Linked DNA regions of Homo sapiens: region 1 is linked to region 2. Evidence: read pairs that join two places in POLR2A ChIA-PET (ENCODE). Cell type or tissue: A673. All regions are shown on one strand. Each heading gives the region's core, and the rest is flanking DNA. Links, peaks and the distances in the headings are about the cores only. Region 1 holds the start of COL9A3 (collagen type IX alpha 3 chain). Region 2 overlaps NTSR1 (neurotensin receptor 1).

The links. Peaks named below come from ENCODE experiments on the same cell type or tissue, not always from the same donor. Only the 100,000 strongest peaks of a DNase experiment are listed, where the experiment ranks them.
Region 1: POLR2A ChIA-PET joins it to region 2 with 7 read pairs; 4 of 35 experiments call an interaction of 5 or more read pairs at or near these places.

The regions. Positions count from the first base shown.
Region 1 is chr20:62,812,034-62,817,536 of GRCh38, forward strand. OGFR (opioid growth factor receptor) reads left to right here. Exons shown (of 7, transcript NM_007346.4): 7 at 197-1,967. The coding sequence ends at 1,616. It overlaps COL9A3 (collagen type IX alpha 3 chain), which reads left to right and starts at 5,017. Exons shown (of 32, transcript NM_001853.4): 1 at 5,017-5,109. The coding sequence starts at 5,032. RefSeq lists enhancers at 3,197-3,883, 4,572-5,257. In A673, for the core only: no CTCF peak of the experiment used is centred there; DNase peaks (open chromatin) are centred at 3,558, 3,888, 4,123 and 4,758; H3K4me3 peaks cover 1,134 bases; H3K27ac peaks cover 769 bases.
Region 2 is chr20:62,712,036-62,724,311 of GRCh38, forward strand. The region is part of intron 1 of NTSR1 (neurotensin receptor 1); the gene reads left to right. Among named protein-coding and RNA genes, the nearest start is that of NTSR1, 9.3 kb to the left of the region's middle. RefSeq lists a silencer at 9,339-9,531 and an enhancer at 11,359-11,898. In A673, for the core only: no CTCF peak of the experiment used is centred there; no DNase peak of the experiment used is centred there.

The sequences.
Region 1 (5,503 bases), core at 1,383-5,382, 96 kb after region 2:
AGGGCCCACAGGCCATTTTCACAGGGATGGCATGAGTCCTCCCCTGGGCCCAGAGAGGTAAATGGAGAGAGAGACTGAATCGTGGGCCAGGGTGGGGAGACCTCGTGGAGCCGGGTGGGAGGGCAGGCCAGGGCGGGGTGCGGCCCAGCAGGAGGGGCCCCAGCCATTGACCTCTCCTGACCCGGATCTCTCGCAGGCGCAGCCACAACAACCTCCGCATCACACGCATCCTCAAGTCGCTGGGTGAGCTGGGCCTCGAGCACTTCCAGGCGCCGCTGGTCCGCTTCTTCCTGGAGGAGACGCTGGTGCGGCGGGAGCTGCCGGGGGTGCGGCAGAGTGCCCTGGACTACTTCATGTTCGCCGTGCGCTGCCGACACCAGCGCCGCCAGCTGGTGCACTTCGCCTGGGAGCACTTCCGGCCCCGCTGCAAGTTCGTCTGGGGGCCCCAAGACAAGCTGCGGAGGTTCAAGCCCAGCTCTCTGCCCCATCCGCTCGAGGGCTCCAGGAAGGTGGAGGAGGAAGGAAGCCCCGGGGACCCCGACCACGAGGCCAGCACCCAGGGTCGGACCTGTGGGCCAGAGCATAGCAAGGGTGGGGGCAGGGTGGACGAGGGGCCCCAGCCACGGAGCGTGGAGCCCCAGGATGCGGGACCCCTGGAGAGGAGCCAGGGGGATGAGGCAGGGGGCCACGGGGAAGATAGGCCGGAGCCCTTAAGCCCCAAAGAGAGCAAGAAGAGGAAGCTGGAGCTGAGCCGGCGGGAGCAGCCGCCCACAGAGCCAGGCCCTCAGAGTGCCTCAGAGGTGGAGAAGATCGCTCTGAATTTGGAGGGGTGTGCCCTCAGCCAGGGCAGCCTCAGGACGGGGACCCAGGAAGTGGGCGGTCAGGACCCTGGGGAGGCAGTGCAGCCCTGCCGCCAACCCCTGGGAGCCAGGGTGGCCGACAAGGTGAGGAAGCGGAGGAAGGTGGATGAGGGTGCTGGGGACAGTGCTGCGGTGGCCAGTGGTGGTGCCCAGACCTTGGCCCTTGCCGGGTCCCCTGCCCCATCGGGGCACCCCAAGGCTGGACACAGTGAGAACGGGGTTGAGGAGGACACAGAAGGTCGAACGGGGCCCAAAGAAGGTACCCCTGGGAGCCCATCGGAGACCCCAGGCCCCAGCCCAGCAGGACCTGCAGGGGACGAGCCAGCCGAGAGCCCATCGGAGACCCCAGGCCCCCGCCCAGCAGGACCTGCAGGGGACGAGCCAGCCGAGAGCCCATCGGAGACCCCAGGCCCCCGCCCGGCAGGACCTGCAGGGGACGAGCCAGCCGAGAGCCCATCGGAGACCCCAGGCCCCAGCCCGGCAGGACCTACAAGGGATGAGCCAGCCGAGAGCCCATCGGAGACCCCAGGCCCCCGCCCGGCAGGACCTGCAGGGGACGAGCCAGCCGAGAGCCCATCGGAGACCCCAGGCCCCCGCCCGGCAGGACCTGCAGGGGACGAGCCAGCCGAGAGCCCATCGGAGACCCCAGGCCCCAGCCCGGCAGGACCTACAAGGGATGAGCCAGCCAAGGCGGGGGAGGCAGCAGAGTTGCAGGACGCAGAGGTGGAGTCTTCTGCCAAGTCTGGGAAGCCTTAAGGAAAGGAGTGCCCGTCGGCGTCTTGGTCCTCCTGTCCCTGCTGCAGGGGCTGGGGCCTCCGGAGCTGCTGCGGGCTCCCCTCAGGCTCTGCTTCGTGACCCGTGACCCATGACCCACAGTGCTGGCCTCCTGTGGGGCCACTATAGCAGCCACCAGAAGCCGCGAGGCCCTCAGGGAAGCCCAAGGCCTGCAGAAGCCTCCTGGCCTGGCTGTGTCTTCCCCACCCAGCTCTCCCCTGCGCCCCTGTCTTTGTAAATTGACCCTTCTGGAGTGGGGGGCGGCGGGCAGGGCTGCTTTTCTTAGTCTGATACCAAGCAAGGCCTTTTCTGAATAAATTCATTTGACTTTGAGTCTTTGGTATGGACCGGGGTCCTGTTGGGTGGCTGGTAGGGCTGGTGTCACAGCTGATGTCCCTCCAGGCTCCAGTGGCCTGGCCCGGCGACCGCCTCACATTGCTCCACCAGGTGCCTGTGGGGGCAGAGTGGTGGCCCAGCCCTCCCCACACACCCACTTGGCCACACAGTCCCCAGGCATGAACAGGTGGGCAGGCTGCAGCCTCCCAGAGCCTCTGAAGGTGGAACCGAGGTCCCTCAGCAGGCTTTTGCCACCTGTTCAAGATGAGTCTGGGGCTTCCCTTGGGGTTGGCCGGGGCAGTGCTTGTGCATGGTGGGGTCTGGACCAGGCCTTTCTGCCTGCTGTGATCTGGGATGCGCTGCTGTGCCTCGGGCAGGCTTGGCAGTACTCTCTGGCGGGCCCCTTGGCTCCCTCAGGTCTGGTGGAGCCAGGTGTGCCCCCAGGGCAGTCCCTCCCTGCAGTCTGCCCTTGTCACCCTGGGCCAGGACCCCCCGCTTCCCGGTTCCCCTACATTTCTACATCAGCAGGGTAAGGGGCTTTTTGTGGGGCCTCAGAGGAGGGGCCGGACACTTGTCTTTGCTCAGTGAAGGACAGGGCAGACCTGGGGCACCCCTGGGTGGGAGGGTTAAAGCTGTAGACCCTGGTACCACTTCAGGTAAAATGCCCAGCTCCCATCTGGTGGCACAGGATACACGAGCCGGAAGTCACTGGGAGGAGACACCCGAGGTTCAATAATCCCCCAGAGCTGCGTGGGGAAGCTGTGGGACCCCTGGTGCCTCAAGTGTGGCTCAGGGGATTCCTGCCATGGAGGGAAACTGAGGCAGTGAGCTGGACATAGGGCTAGAAGTGCAGTCACTGGGGCAGCGCCCGGCAGATCCAGCGTCCCCAGTCCAGGCCGTTGTGGGGCTGGAGTCGGTGAAAATCAGCGCCTGAAGTGAGGAGCCTGTTGGAGCAGCCCTGGGGGCCGATGCCTGGCGGTGGGCACCTGGGGACAGCAGGCAGTGCTGGCCAGCCAACCCGGGCTTCAGGGAGAGTGATGACCCACAACAGGCGGGCAGCAGGAGGCTCTGCCCCACTCAAAAGTGAGCCGGGGGAGGCTGAGCTCTGACAGTGCCCACCCTCTGCCTAGGATCTGCCTGGAGCTGGGGGTGGTTTTTTGAGGGGCTTGAAGGTGGTTCGGGGGGGACACCAAGCAGGTGTCCCAGGCATGAGGTGGCTCCCCTGGCCTGAGGTGAAGGCCAGCTGTGTTTTGTCTGATTTGGGTCAGATAGCAGTCCTTGCTGACTGCATGCTGGGCATCATGGGGATAGGCAAAGTGGGGTGTGGGGCCAGGGACCAGGGGAGAGCCACTGAGGAGGGGGCTGGCCACAGGGTCATCTTGCCAGGTGGAACTGGTAGGGAGGACTTATCCTGTCCCCCAGACCCTGGGCTTGGGGTGGGGCTGGTGCTGGGAGCCCCTAAGGCCCCCTGCTGTCTGGGCTGACCTGCTCCACCCACCTCTCCCCGTAATCAAAAGTCCTCTGTTAGGAAGCTCTGTGCCAGGATGACTTGGACTCCTCAGGAGGGTGGGCCTTTTCAGCTCCTCCCACCTCGCCTGATGGAATTCGCACACACCCCTCCCAGCCCAGCCACCGCGCTCACCCAGCAGTGAAGGGAGAATCTCCCTCCACTCACTTCACCGCGGGAGAGATTAGAGCGACACTATTATTTTGAGACAGGGTCTCACTCTCTTGCCCAGGCAGGAGTGCAGTGGCGCCGTCTTGGCTCACTGCAGCCCCGACCTTACAGGCTCAAGCGATCCTCTTGCCTCAGCCTCCCGTGTAGCGTGGACTACAGGCGAGCACCACCATGCCCAGCCGATGTTTTAATTTTTGGTAGACATGAGGCCTCCCTCTGTCTCCAAGCTGGCCACGCCCGGCCGATGTTTCAATTTTTGGTAGAGATGAGGCCTCCCTCTGTCGCCAGGCTGACTGCGCCCGGCCAGAGTGCGGTGCTCCTGCTGAGCAGTTTTGCGCCCACTCCCCTCTCATCCCCTCCCGCCCTTGCTAACTCACAGCATTGCAACAGTCATGAGTCCCCACCTGCCGAAAGGAAGCTCCTGCAGCCCCCTACAACCCCCAGGGCAGCCTTTCTCGGGAATTTTCAAGATTCCTGGGGGAGGGGCTGGCATCTGCGCCTTCACTGAGCCTACAGGCAACTGGAAGCTTTGAGTCCCCTAGGGCAGCGACTGCCCTGGCAGCCTGAGGCAGAGCTTGGCCGGACCTGGCGACCCCTGAGCTTCTGGGAAATGGACATGGCCAGCACCGCCTTCAGGTTCCTGCCCAGGGCACGGTTCCTTCAGGCCGGGGATCCCGGGGAGGGGTTCTTCCCCTCGGCCAGGGTCATCGTTTTGCGATCTCTCCTGGGAGTCTGGGTTTGGAGTCTGGTCTTAGCCGGTAGCAACTGACGTGGCCTGACCACCCGGCCCGTCCAGGTCCACGGGTGAGGGGCCGCGGTGGGGGTGCTCCCAGCCCAGCAGGCAGCGCTGGACAGTGACCCCGGAGCGGGAACCAGGGCTGCGCTGGGCACTGACCGGGCCCTGGTACCGGGGATTCACCCTCCCCGGGGTGTTCCTGGGCCTTGGGTCGCCTGGGTCCGCTCCGGCGCCTGGGGAGGGGTCTGCGGCTTCGGAAACTCGCGGGTCTCCCCTGCCCCTCCCTGAAGGCGGCCCTTCAGCGCCGCGCGCTTCCGCCCCCACACTCGGGTTGAGGAGCAAGGAGAGAAAAGAGCGTCTTTCTCTCTTGCTCAAAGCTGCGTGTGTGCAACGCGCCAGTCCCAGGATAATTTTAACTCGCGGCCGGAGAGAACGCGCCGCCCGCCCGGCGTCTTTTTTGTTTTCGCCCAGGCGGGCTGGGCGGCGGCGCGGGGCGGGTGGAAGCCCCCCCGCCCAGGTGGGCCCGGCTGAATGGGGGGCTTGTGCAGGCGGGGGCGGGAAGGGGAAGGGGAAGGGGCCGCCCACCTCCCGCCCCGCCCGCCCGCGCGCCGCCCGCCCCGACGCCGCAGCTCAGACTCCGCTCAGCCATGGCCGGGCCGCGCGCGTGCGCCCCGCTCCTGCTCCTGCTCCTGCTCGGGGAGCTTCTGGCGGCCGCCGGGGCGCAGGTGAGCGCGAGCTCCGGGCTCTGAGGCTGGACGTGGAGCCGCGACCGCCCCAGCCCCGAACCCGCCACTCCGGGGTGCCCGGCGCAGCCTCGACGCCCCCAGCCCGTGTCGCCGTCGGGGCGCGGAGTCGCCAGCGCCTCGGGATGAGCCCCGTCCGGCCGCGTCCTCGATGGGTCCTCGCTGGCCCGGGTCGGCCGGCGCCGCCGCCTCCTCTGGGAGCACAAGGGGGCCTTTGTTCCCGCCGCCGGAGGGAGGCGGGGGACACACTGCGCGGGGGCGCCGGGCTCCGCCCGAGGCTTTGGGTCTCACCGAGGAGAGCGGCGGTCGTCGCAGGCCCCGGAGCCGCTCGGGACCCGGGAGGAGGGGACGCCGGGTCAGGCCCACGGGGGCACCT
Region 2 (12,276 bases), core at 4,977-8,976:
TGATTACAAGGGTGCTCCTCCATCCGATGCTGATGACCTGGGGCTTTCCAGGGCCCCGATGCCAGCTGCTCTGTGTGCTTGAAAAGAACATTCCTCGTAGGAGAGGCCTTGGCTTCCCCTGACCCCTGCCCCGCCATTTGCCATTTTATGAAAGGTTTCCCCGGAATTAGGGGGTTTACGGTCCCCACGTGGGCTTCTGGGCCATTGGCAGATCTGGGCAAACATCCACGGTTTTCAGATGGTGATGTCTGGCTGAAGAGGGGCTGGATACCCTGAGCTAAGTGTCTCCCTCTCAGTGACCATGTTTGGAAGTGTTGGGGCAGTGGCCAATCAAATGGCCCCTCTTTCCAAAACAGGGGTCCTTTCCTGCCCCAGCGTCTCCTACGAAATTTTGGCCTGGGCACTTGCAAACAGAAATTGTGTTTAGAAATGAGGTGGTTCAGTGATAACACTTTGGAGCAACTTACAATAATCCTCCCTGAAGCCAGCTGGGCATTTTCCTAGTGTGTAGCTGGGACTGGGAGTTGATGGTGGAGTGGGCAGGGCTCTCAGGTCAGCAGACAGGACCTGGTGCCCAGGACCCTCCCAAAGGCCCCAGACCTGGCCCTGGTGCCAGCAGGGTGACTGGGAGGAGGAGCTGGGGGCTCAGGGACCTACGGGTGCCCCTGGGTTCCCCTGGACTGTCCTACCCATCCTCTAACCCACCCGCACACGTGGCCCCACACGGGCAGATGGCCCTTGCTTCTTGGATGGTCCCCCATGGCCCAGGCCCAACCTCCAGCTCAGCTTTGACCTCGGCTGTGACAGGGTCCCAGTGGCACACGATCTGTGTGGCAGGGCTCAGGGCTGATGGCCCAGATGGTGGGTCATCAGAGTCCCATGCTTATCTGTCATCTGTCCATGGCGTGTATACTGAACGTGTGCACACATGTGTGTGTCCAGGGGCCCACAGTGGCAGGGGCCTGGGACTTCAGGTGTCCGATTCAAATCAGATGAGGTGGCTGCAGCCTTTGAAACAGTTTTAGAGACCCGCCCCTGACTATGGCCACACACGAAAGCAAACCCTCCCAGCCTCACAGGCACGAGTCCATTAGACCCTCCTGAGCAGCCGTGAGGACTCCTTTCATCATTGCCATTTTCTGCACCAAGGGAGTCCTGCTCCTGCAGGCTCAGCCTCCCTGCCTCCTCCTTGTTTTTTCTGAAAGCCTTCTTCATATTGAGTACAAACAGCAGTGCTCTTCGCTGGGTTAGACCCCAACTCAGAGGGCACCTGCTCCCTCCCAGGGGCAGACAGGGGCCTCAATTTGTGCAGGAGGCGCTGGTGTCCTACAACCCCTGCTCCAGAGGCGTCCAGGAGCAGACAGATCACAGGGCGACTTGGCAAACACCCCAGCCGTTCAGGGCTGGCAGAATTCCGGGAAAGGAGAGGCGGCTGAGACAGGGAAGGAGACAGGTTCCAGTGAAATCTGGCCATGGATTATTTCAGGGCTCCTGTCCCGTGCCCCAGGCTGTGCCCAGCAACCTCCACAGGCAGCATCCTTGTTCTTAGGAAGGATACAGAGGTGTTTAGAGTGTGGAGTCTGCAACTTATTCTCAAATCATTCAGAAAGAAAGGTGTGGCCAAATGGAAGGAGAGCAAGCAGACAGTGAATCAAGGGAGGAGACTGCTTGCGGGTCATGCGGCATTGGGCTGCAGCCCTGCCACAGGCAGCTGAGTGTCCTGGGCATTCTTCCTGCAACTGTTCTGCAGTAGGAACTTTTTCAAGTTAGAAAGTTGCAGAAGGCCGGGCGTGGTGGCTCACACCTGTAATCCCAGCACTTTGGGAGGCTGAGGCAGGCGGATCACCTGAGGTCAGGAGTTCAAGCCCAGCCTGGCCAACATGGCGAAAACCCATCTCTACTAAAAATACAAAAATTAGCTGGGCGTCGTGAAGGATGCCTGTAATCCCAGCTACTTGGGAGGCTGAGGCAGGAGAATCGCTTGAGCTTGGGAGGCGGAGGTTGCAGTGAGCCAAGATCACACCACTGCACTCCAGCCTGGGTGACAACTGTCTCAAAGAAAAAAAAAGTTGCAGAAGAAGTTCTTCAAGGGGTCCTTAGGAACAGCCTGCTCCACTCTGACCTCCCGTGAGGACGGGAAGGGGACCCACGCCACGCAGCTGTGGGCAGCTCTGGCTCTGGCCGTAGCGGCCACAGTGTCCTCACCTGCAGCGCAGGGCATAGAGGGCTGTTGGTGTGGGGCCAAGAGTCACACACTTCCTCCAGTCTGAGCCCATGACCCTTTAGAGGAAAGGAATGGAGTATTTTTCCTGCCTTTTCTATTCAAACGGTACTTTAGAATAACCCAAGAGTAGATAAAAGGCAGTGTCTCAGCCCAGAAATGTTCATCAATAAGTGAAGAAGGAGCAGGATGGTCAGAATACCACCCATCAGGTGCAATCCTCATAAATCAATGGATGTAGGCATGGATTCTTGACAGCTGCTGGGGTCACGAAGGGGAGAGAGTTAGGTGTGAGGTGAGCCCTGGTGTGCACACAGCCTCGTGGCATCCTTGGAGCAAAGCCATTGAATCTGAATCTCATGGAGCCCCTGATCCAACACACAGGACACACCAGGGACAGAGGAACAGGGACAAATGTACCATTAGGATGCAGCCAGCAAAACCCAGACCACAAGAAACAGCTCCAAATAAACAACTCGTTCTGTTCTACAAACAGTGAGGGAATCGGAGACGGTGGCCTGGTTTCTTAGCAAAGACTCGGACAAGTCAACCTGTCGCAGAAAGCCGGCACCAAAGCTGATCATTCTTCCTGCCAAGAAACAGCAAAAAAGCCTAGGTAGTGAATAGCTACAAATTCTTGTTGTCCAGAGCTGTTGTGGGTATGGTTTTCAAAATGGTCCTGCTCTCTTAGAGGTACATGCGGAAATGTTTACAGACAAAATGATGCAATGTCTCAGATTTACTGAAGCGTGATCTGGGGGAAGGGGCTGTGGGAGGGCTACAGAGGAGACAAGATTGGTCTTAAGTCTGTAATCATGGAAAGTGAGTGTTGATGACATTTTTGGCATGTTTGAAAAATTTAGTAATTAAAAGTTTTCAAAAGGTTAAGGTGCTATATGTTGGAAATAAAGAATTTGGCGTATGAAATCACCGTTCAGATGGTGACTCTGAGGCTGTGGGGGGTGAGAGGGCAGGACAGGGAGGTGACCTTGGCCTTGTTCCAGGCACCAGACCTGCCTGTTGGAGCCAGGTGGGAGACGGCAGGGTGAGGACGTGCAGACATGCGGGTCCACCTCTGTACCCCGTAACCCCGTTTCCCAGATGAAGCAGAGGGCAGAGCCACCTGTGCACATCACGTGGCTGGAGAGAGACAGGGCCTGGAGGTGCTCTCAGAAGGGAAGGCCTAGCCTGACCCTGTGGTGCTCCCCGTGGGGACAACGGTCAGGCTTTTGAGTGAGATGGGCAAGGGTGGGAACGTGAGGGGCCCAGAGCTGGCCATGGCTGGCTCTGACTGGGCTTGGAGTCCTCGAGAGTGACTTGGCCCAGAGTGGTTCAGGCTCACCTGTTCACAGCTCTGCATTGTGACCCGGGGTCAGCTCTCCCGGGCTGTCCTGCACTTGGACTGACAGCATTCTGAGGATGTTCAACTCCAAGGACAAATGGGGTCCTGGGGCTGTGCCTGCAGTTCTGTGGGTACTGAGGGCAGCAAGGGGGTACAGCCACCCTGTGCTTGCCAAGAACCACCACAAGCCACCCCACAGGTGAGGCAGGCCTCAGGCAGCAGCCCAGGGATCTCCAGGTCTGTTCTCAGGGGCACTGGGGCTCCCAGCTGGTAACATCTGATGATGGGCAGAGAGGGCCCTGGGCTGAGCAGGGCCCGAGAGGACGTCCGACCTGTGCACGAACCAGAGGCTGCCTTCGTTTTTCTCAATCAAATCTCACGTGGTGATCTAGTAGTTTGTATTAAGAGAAGAAAGAAGCTTTTCTTTATTTTTGATTCATGGTGAAACACACATCACTTAAAATGTGCTGTTTTACCATCTGGAAGGGCACAGTTGAGCGGCGTGAAGCACGTTCACATTGCTGTGCAACCGTCGCCACCATCCACCTCCAGAACCTTCTCTCTCCCCAGACTGAAACTCTGTCCCCATTAAACCCTGACCCCCAGCGCCTGGTAACCTCTTTTCTGCTTTCTGGCTCGGTGAGGTGGATGACTCAGACTGGCAGAATCTCAGGCCTCCCCTGGGTCTTCTCTAAGATGCAGGTTCTTGAAGGCAGGCTTGCTGCTGAAAGACGCCAGACTCCAAGGCCCTGGGTGATTCCAAGCACTTGAGGTTCTGGACAACGCTGAGCCGTTGGGACAGGAGGAAGGTCGGAGGAGGGGTGGGGTGGCCATAGGGGCGCTGGGAACTCTGGGGTGACGGAAATGTTCTGTATCTTCGTTGTGGATCATAGCTCGTGGTTTCAGCGCGTTAGTCCCGCCTCCGTGAGTCTGTGTTGGTTGTGGTTCAAAGCTCGTGGGGCTGTAGACTGAGGGGTGGATTTCAGCGCGTGTTAGTCCTGCCTCCGTGAGTCTGTGAAAAACAACAGCAGCAGAGAGTGACCGAGCTGCCGTCCGCTCAAGGCTGTTTCGGGTGGCCAGGTCCTCCCTCCTGTGGGCCTGTGTGCACTCAAGATCGTCCTCCCCTGGACGGCCATGAAGGGCTGTGAAGAGCATGAGCCCCCATCCCGGCAGCCCCTCGCTCCCTGACCAGGCTGCTGCCTGCACGAGGCTAGCTCTGCAAGGGGGGCACGGAGGGGAATAGAGATCCTGGTTCTTGGCGCTTGGTGGGGATGGTGTTACTGAGGTCACAGCCATGGGGTCTGCCTGTCTCAGAGACCCCCACTGTTCCCCCGCCATGCCCTGGAGTTTGACCTTGCCATCGCCAGTGAAGGCGCAGTGGCCAAGGGGCTGTCCCCGTCCATGTGTCACCCCAAGGGGAATGCACAGCTCCGGAGGGGGACCACCGGGCTCTGCAGCGTCAATGAAGAAACTGAGGCCCAGAGCGGGGCAAGGCGCCTGCCCCACCCTGGTGCCCACTGCTCTTCCCAAAAGCATTGCCAGTGGGGCACCACCCACCCCAGGAGGGCAAGGTGAGAGCCCTGGGTCTGGAGTGCCACGTGGACCTGGCACAGGTTGGAGAGGGGAGGTGCCCAGCATGCTGACCCACCCGAAGCCACCCGTGCCTACTTTGGGATTTTACATCCCTGTGCACCTGTGGGGGCTGTGTCCTACATACCCAGGGCTGGCTCCTGAAGGCAGTCAGGGAAGCAAGAAGGAGATCAGGAGAATGCTTCCCGAGAATAGGTGGTTTTGGGTTGTCCCCAGTGGCTTGGAATGGCTGGCTTGCCAGAACCCAGGTTCAAATCCCAGCTTCACCACTGGCCAGCAGCACGACTCTGGGCAAATGGTGTGACCATCTGTGCCTCTGTTTCCCCATAAGCCAACTGGAGGTAGCGATTGCCCTGCAGTCTCATGAGTTAATGACATAAAACGCTGGAGACTGTGCCTGGGGTGGAAGAAGGACTCAATCGCCCATGAGCATGATTTGTGTTCTCCCCTGGACAACGGCAGAAATGCAGCAGCGCTTGGGAGGGCTGGGAGCCTCCCCAGGCAGGAGGAATTCTCTTCTGAGCATCTGGGCTAACATCTTTCCTTCCTTCCTTCATTCACTCATCATTCATTCACTGAACACCTACCACATGCCAGGATGGGGGTATAGCAGCCCAAAAAAACTGGCAAAAAGTTCTGGCCCTTTGAACTCACGTCCCATCAGAGAAGACAGAAAATAAGCGAAATAAATAGGCACCATACATGGCCGGCAAGGAGTAACGAGAGCCGCAGAGAAAACCACACGGGGGGAGCGTGGGGGTGCAGGCAGGTCAGGAAGGCCTCGTGCAGACCCTGCAGGAGCACTCCGGTGGGCGTCGGGGAAGATGCCAGGTAGGGGAACAGCAGGTGCAAAGACCCCAGGGCAGGCACGTGCTGGGGGTGCTGGAGGAACAGCGCTGGCCTGGCGGGGTGGCCGGAGCGGAGGGAGCAGAGGGCCGTGTGAGAAGCCACGGGCAGATCATGCCTCGTAGACCTCGCCACAGCTTTTATTCTGGAAGAAGTGAGTGGGCGTGGGAGATTCTGAGCAGAGCCGCCACGTGACTTACACGTTAAAGGGACAGTTCTGACTGCTTTGTGGAGAATGCATTTAGGGGTCAGAATGGTTGGGAAGCTGCTGCTGGATGCCTGGGGAGTGACCAAGGAGTCCTAGGCCAGGGTGGGGGTGGAGAAGGTGGCGGAGAGGGGTTGGATACCAGAGACGTGCTTTTCGTTGTTCCTACTTCATTTTTCGACTGACAGGCAATAAGATTCCCTTCTGTGCTTGTTCGCACCTATGAGCTTCGATAAATGCAGCCATGTATCCCCACTTCAGAAGACACACCGGCCCCCGCCCTCCAGCCCTGTGGCCCACCCGCCCCGATGCCCGCCCCTCCACCCACTGGTCCGCTCTCCTCCCCCACAGCTTTGCCTTTTCTGGGACGTCGAGTGAATGGAGCCAGCTGGGCTGTGGCCTCTCGAGCCGGCCTTCTTCCTTCACTGCATCCTCTGAGCTGTTGCCTGCATTGACCAGGCGTTCCTTTTTATTGTGCAGTCAGATCCATTCTGTGGATGGACCACGTTTTGTTGAGGCATTTGCCCACCAAAAGACTTCTGGGTTGTTTCTGGGTTTGGGCGATTATGAATAAAGTAGCTACAAATATTCACATATGATGAATTTTGTGTGAATATACATTTTCATTTCTCATGAGTAAATACGTAGGTTTCAGATTGCTGGGTCATACAGAAAGTGTATGTTTGCCAGTGTTTCCTAAGCGATGCGCTGTTTTGAACGTCCCTCACCCTAGCCTTAACCCACATGAAGCAGTGGTCACTCTGCATCCTGGCCAGCTCCTGGTCTTGCCTCACTGCTCTGGCTATGACGTCCAGTATGATGGTGAATAGGAGTGATGAGAGTAGACATCCTTGCCTTGCTTCCAGTCCCTTTTTTTTTCTTTCAAAAAAAAAAAAAAGTTTTTCGTTTATTTAAGTTTTTGTTAGAGCTCTTTATAAAGTTAGGAAAGTTTCCTTATATTCCTAGTGTGCTGAGAGATTTTTTTCTTCATCGTGAATGAATGTTAAATTTTGTGCAGTGATTTTTCTGTCTCATCATGTGGCAAGATCATGTGGATTTTCTCCATTAGTCAGTTAATGTGGTGAATTATATTGATTACTTTCCAGTTGTGATAAAATGTACATCACGTAAAATTTACCACTTTAATCAATATAAGTGCACAGTTCTGTGGCACTAAGTACACTGTCACATGACCATCTCCACCCTCCCTCTCGGTACATCGTCATACGATCATCCCCACCCTCCCTCTCGGTACATCGTCATGCGACCATCTCCACCCTCCCTCTCCAGAGCTCTTTTCATCTTTCCAAACTGAAGCTCTGCGCCTGTTAAACACTAACTCCCCATCTCCTCCTCCCCCAGCCCCTGGCAACCGCCATTCTACTTTTTGTCTCTGTGAATTTGACCACTCCGGGGGCCAAATATAAGTGGAAAACCTTGGTTAATTCTTGAATGATGAACCAGCCTCACATTCCTGGGATAGACCTCATTTCGTCGTGTATTAGCTGGTTTTGACTTGCTAGTGTTTTGCTGAGAATTTTTGTGTCTATGCTCATGAGAAATATTGGTCTGTAAGTTTATTTTCCTGGGTTATCTTCATCTGGTTTTCTGGCCTCATAACATGAGCTGGGAGGTTCTTGTTCCTTTTGTGTTTTCTGTCAGAGGTTGTGTAGAATTGGCATGATTTCCTCTTTAAAGCTTTGGTAGATTGTCCAGCAAAACCATCCGGGCCTGGAGTTTTGTAGGAAGGTTTTTATAAATTCAATTCTTTTCAAAGAAACCAGGTGTAGTGGTTCAGGCCTGTAATCCCAGCACCGTGGGAGGCCAAGGAGGGTGGATCACCTGAGGTCAGGAGTTTGAGACCAGCCTGGCCAACAGGATGAAACCCTGTCTCTACTAAAAATACAAAACTTAGCCAGGTGTGGTGGTGGGCACCTGTAGTCCTGGCAACTCGGGAGGCTAAGGCAGGAGAATCGCTTTAACTCGGGAGGTGGAGGTTGCAATGAACCGAGATCACGCCACTGCACACCAGCCTAGGTGACAGAGCGAGACTCCATCTCACAAGACAAATTATTTTAAAAGATAAAGGAATATTCAGGTTATATATTTCTCCTTGAGTAAGTGTTAGTAATTTGTATCTTTTGAGGAATTGGTCCATATAATCTATTTTGTCAAATTTTAGAGCATAGATTTATTTGTGGTATTCTGTCATCATCCTTTTAATGTCTGTGGGGTCAGTAATAGTGTCTCCTTGTTCATTTCTAATATTGGTAATCTGTGACTTCTCTCTTTTCTCCTTGGGCAATATGGCTAGGATTTTATTAACATTATTGTTCTTTTTCAAGAATGAGCTTTTGATTTCATTGATTTTTTTTCTATTGTCTTTTAGCTTTCAATTTTATTTATTTATATTTCTTTCTTCATTTCCTTTTTCTGCTTGCTTTGGGTTTAATTTGCTCTTCTTTTCCTAGATTTCCTAAGGTGGGAGCTTGGATTATTGATTTAAGATCTTTATTCTTTTCTAACATAAACATGAAATGCTATAAACATCCTCCTAATTAATGCTTTAGTGGCATCTCAAAATTTTTGAACATTGTATTCTAATTTAGATCAAAATTTTTTTATATCTTGAGATTCCCTCTTTAACCTTTGTGTTATTTACAAATGTGTTGTTTAGTTTCCAAATGTTTGGGATTTTCCAGATATTACTTTTTTATCCATTTCTAATTTAACCCTATTATGTTTAGAGAACAAATGTGCATGATTTAAATTCCTAATTTTGTGAATGCTTGTTTCATGGTTTAGGATAATGGTCTATTCTGGTGAATGTCACATGCACACTTGAGCAGAATGTGCTGTGCTATCATTGCTGGGTATATTATTCTATGAAGGTCAATTTGTTGGATAGTGTTATAGTATTTAATTCTAGAATTTTTATTGGTTCTTTTAATATAGTTTCTTTTTGTCTTTTAAGAACTTTCATTTTTCCATTTATTTCAAGAGAGTTACCTTTACCTCAAGGAGCATGGTTGTAATGCCTGCTTTAAAGTCTTTGTCTGGTAAATCCATCCTCTGGGTCATCTTGAGGGTGGCATATATTGATTCTCTTTTCCTTGAGAGTTAGTCCCATTTCCATGGTTCTTTTTCTGTTAAGTAATTTTGAATTAATTCCTGAACATTTTGAATTTTGTTGTGGTTCTTTGGGTTATGTTAGAATCCTCTGGAGAGGCAGCCCGCTTGGTCAGAGCTGCCGCTTTTGTCTCACTGTCTGTCCGTGGTGGTTCCAATGCAGGCCTGTTTTTGGGTCTTTTGCTGTTCAGCCATTCCACATGAAAGTGCCATTCAGGGGCAGGCTTAGATCTTGGAGATCGTTTATATCACAGCGGTTTTCAAGCCCTTAACTATAATTGTTTAGGTGTGTTCCTCATATGTGGTAACTCCAGGACTTGTGTTGACTCATACACAGAACTGGGGGATCCCCTTGTTCAGCTCTCACCTCTCTGAGATTTCCTGTCACACTCTCTAGTTTCCAGGGATCCTTTCCTTAGGCCTCCAGCCAGGAAGCCCGAGTATTCCATGTTATGTCCTCTGCTGACTTCTTTAGATCCACTTCTCTGTATTTGCTCTTGGAATGGTTGCCCTGGAATATCAGTATGCCTCTGAGTGGACTCTGAGTGCTCAGAGTCTGATCAGATTCATATCATGCTGATTTACACCTGACACCTCCTGCTTCTCACTTCCACCTTGATGTCTGTTTCAATGGACTCATTTTTTTCTTGTCAATGGGTCACATTTTACTTTCTTTGCATATCTAGTAATTTTTAACCTATACTAGACCTTGTAGATGACACATTAAAGAGACTGGATTGTGTTGTGTTCCTTTGGAGAGGGTTGATTCTTATTTTAGCAGGCAGTTCAGTGGCAGACTCGTCATCTTGAACTTGGGTCGGCTTGGTTTCATGCTTAGTTGAGTAAACAACTACGGAAAGCCCAAGGCATTTTCCAATATCCCTTCTCACTTGGAAGAACTCAGTGGGCACCTTCAGCCTCCTCTGTGGATTCTGTCTTAGCTGGGGTGGGTTTGGAGGCCTTGCTCTAGGGCTTCTCCATCCTCCTGTGTCATGGGCTTCCTGGCATCTCTGTTGGCTGCTTCATGTGTTAATGAGACTTCTTCCCCCTAGCTCTGCCAGGATGCCAGCCACCCTCTGATAAGCCTTTCGTGGCCTTGTTCTGTACACGCTGGGCCAGCACAGATCCCACAGGAAAGCCGGTGTAGGCTTCTGAGGACCGTCACCATGCAGTCCCCCTCTCTAGCACCTGGCTCTGCAGATGTAGCCACAGCCACAGCCCGCATCTCTGATCTCTGCCTCCTTGGCTCAGATAGTAACGTTCTGCCCGGACCTCAGCTCTTACGTCTCCATCAGGAAACTGTCCCCAAACAGAGGCATGGTGATGATGGGCTCACCTTGTGAGTATCCATGCCCTTAGGGACCACAGTCCTGAGGTTTGTCCAGGGTCTGAAAACAACTGCCTGATACATCGTGTACAATTTTATAGTTGTTTATGGCAGGAGAGCTAGTCCAGTACCCCTGGCGAAAGTCATCCGTAGATTTTAAACACTGCCTACTTTCAAAAAGATCTGAGGCAGCTTATGATAAAAGGCTTGGGCTCAAAGGAATTATTAAAACAATGTTACAAAAGAACACAGAACAAAGAAATAGAGTTATCCAAGAAACATGAGTCTGAGGACAGCCACTGTGTTTGAGTAAATCTTACACTGAAGCTTATGAAAAAGAGCAACATTATTTGGACTTAAACATTTTTAGCCTGTTGTCTGTGAAAAGGTGAACTTACTGTAAATTTCAGTAACTCTCCTTTGACATATTTAAAGGTTAAGAGAATTATTTCAAGAGCCTTGTTTTCTTATAATTCAAACACGGTTCCTCTCCTTAAAAACTCACACTTCCAGGCTCTCAGCATTCAGAGAGTACGGGAGCTGTTTGGGAATCATTCCTGCTTGGGCATCACTCAATTGTAACTGCTCACAACAGCCGTGGGATGCTGCTGTCTGGGGTGTCACTTCCCAGTTGATTGGCAGAATCACGAAGCCCCCGGCTCCTGCGAGTCAGGGAGGGACCGCAAGTGTGTCTGGGCCGTGTCACTCCGGAGCTGCGAATAGAGCCGTCCGGAATGTGCTGGTCAGGAGCCAGGGCAAGGAACGCTCATTTGTCCACCTGTCGACTTCAGGCTGCGTGCCCAGCAGGATGTGCACAGTAGGAAGCGGCTGTCGGGGGTCACTATTTATTGCCTGGAGCTGAGGGATAAGCCATTCCATCTGGGCTGACCCCATGGTGGAGGACCAGATCCAGGATCCCTGGTCCAGGGCTCACCAGCATTTCCCATCACCACTGCCCTGCCCTGCACCCTTAAGACACAGAAGCTGCCAGTGGGGACAGAGGTCTTTCCAGCCCAGGGACCTCCTCAGACACAGCAGCCTGAAGCTCCTCTCTCTGGCCTGTCCTTAGTACAGGGAGCCCCCAAGCACGGGGCTTTATTTCCTCTGCACCTGTGATGGGCTGAGGGAGTCAGGGCCGAGCCAGCGAAACACTGGGGTTGCTTTGAAGCTGGCTTCAGGTGAACACGCTGACCCCCTGGGTGGTCTCCAGGTGGTCTTCCTGTGGCAGCAGGTCAGGCGGAGGCAGCAGCCTCTGGGGCAGGAGGCAGAGATGGGAGGGGCCATGGGCAAGAGGTCTGGCAGCTCTGTGTCTGCCCAGTGGCTTCAACCAGCTTGTAGGAGGCAGTGGGGAGTGGCTGCCCAAACGGCCCCACTGTCCCCACAGGCCTGGCACAGGGTTGAGGGTCCAAGATTCTGCCCCGCTCAGAAGTTTGCTTTGCCAAAGTGGCCCAAACTCTCAGGGGACCCGAGCCATGACCTCCCAAGTCCTGGGAGGAGCCAAACTGCACCCAGACCCCAGCTCAGAGGGCAGCAGCTCTCAGCAGAGCCCTGGGACAGTGGGGCCCCTGCAACCCCAGAGGCCCAGACGGTTAGGGACAAACACTCAGATGCTAGTG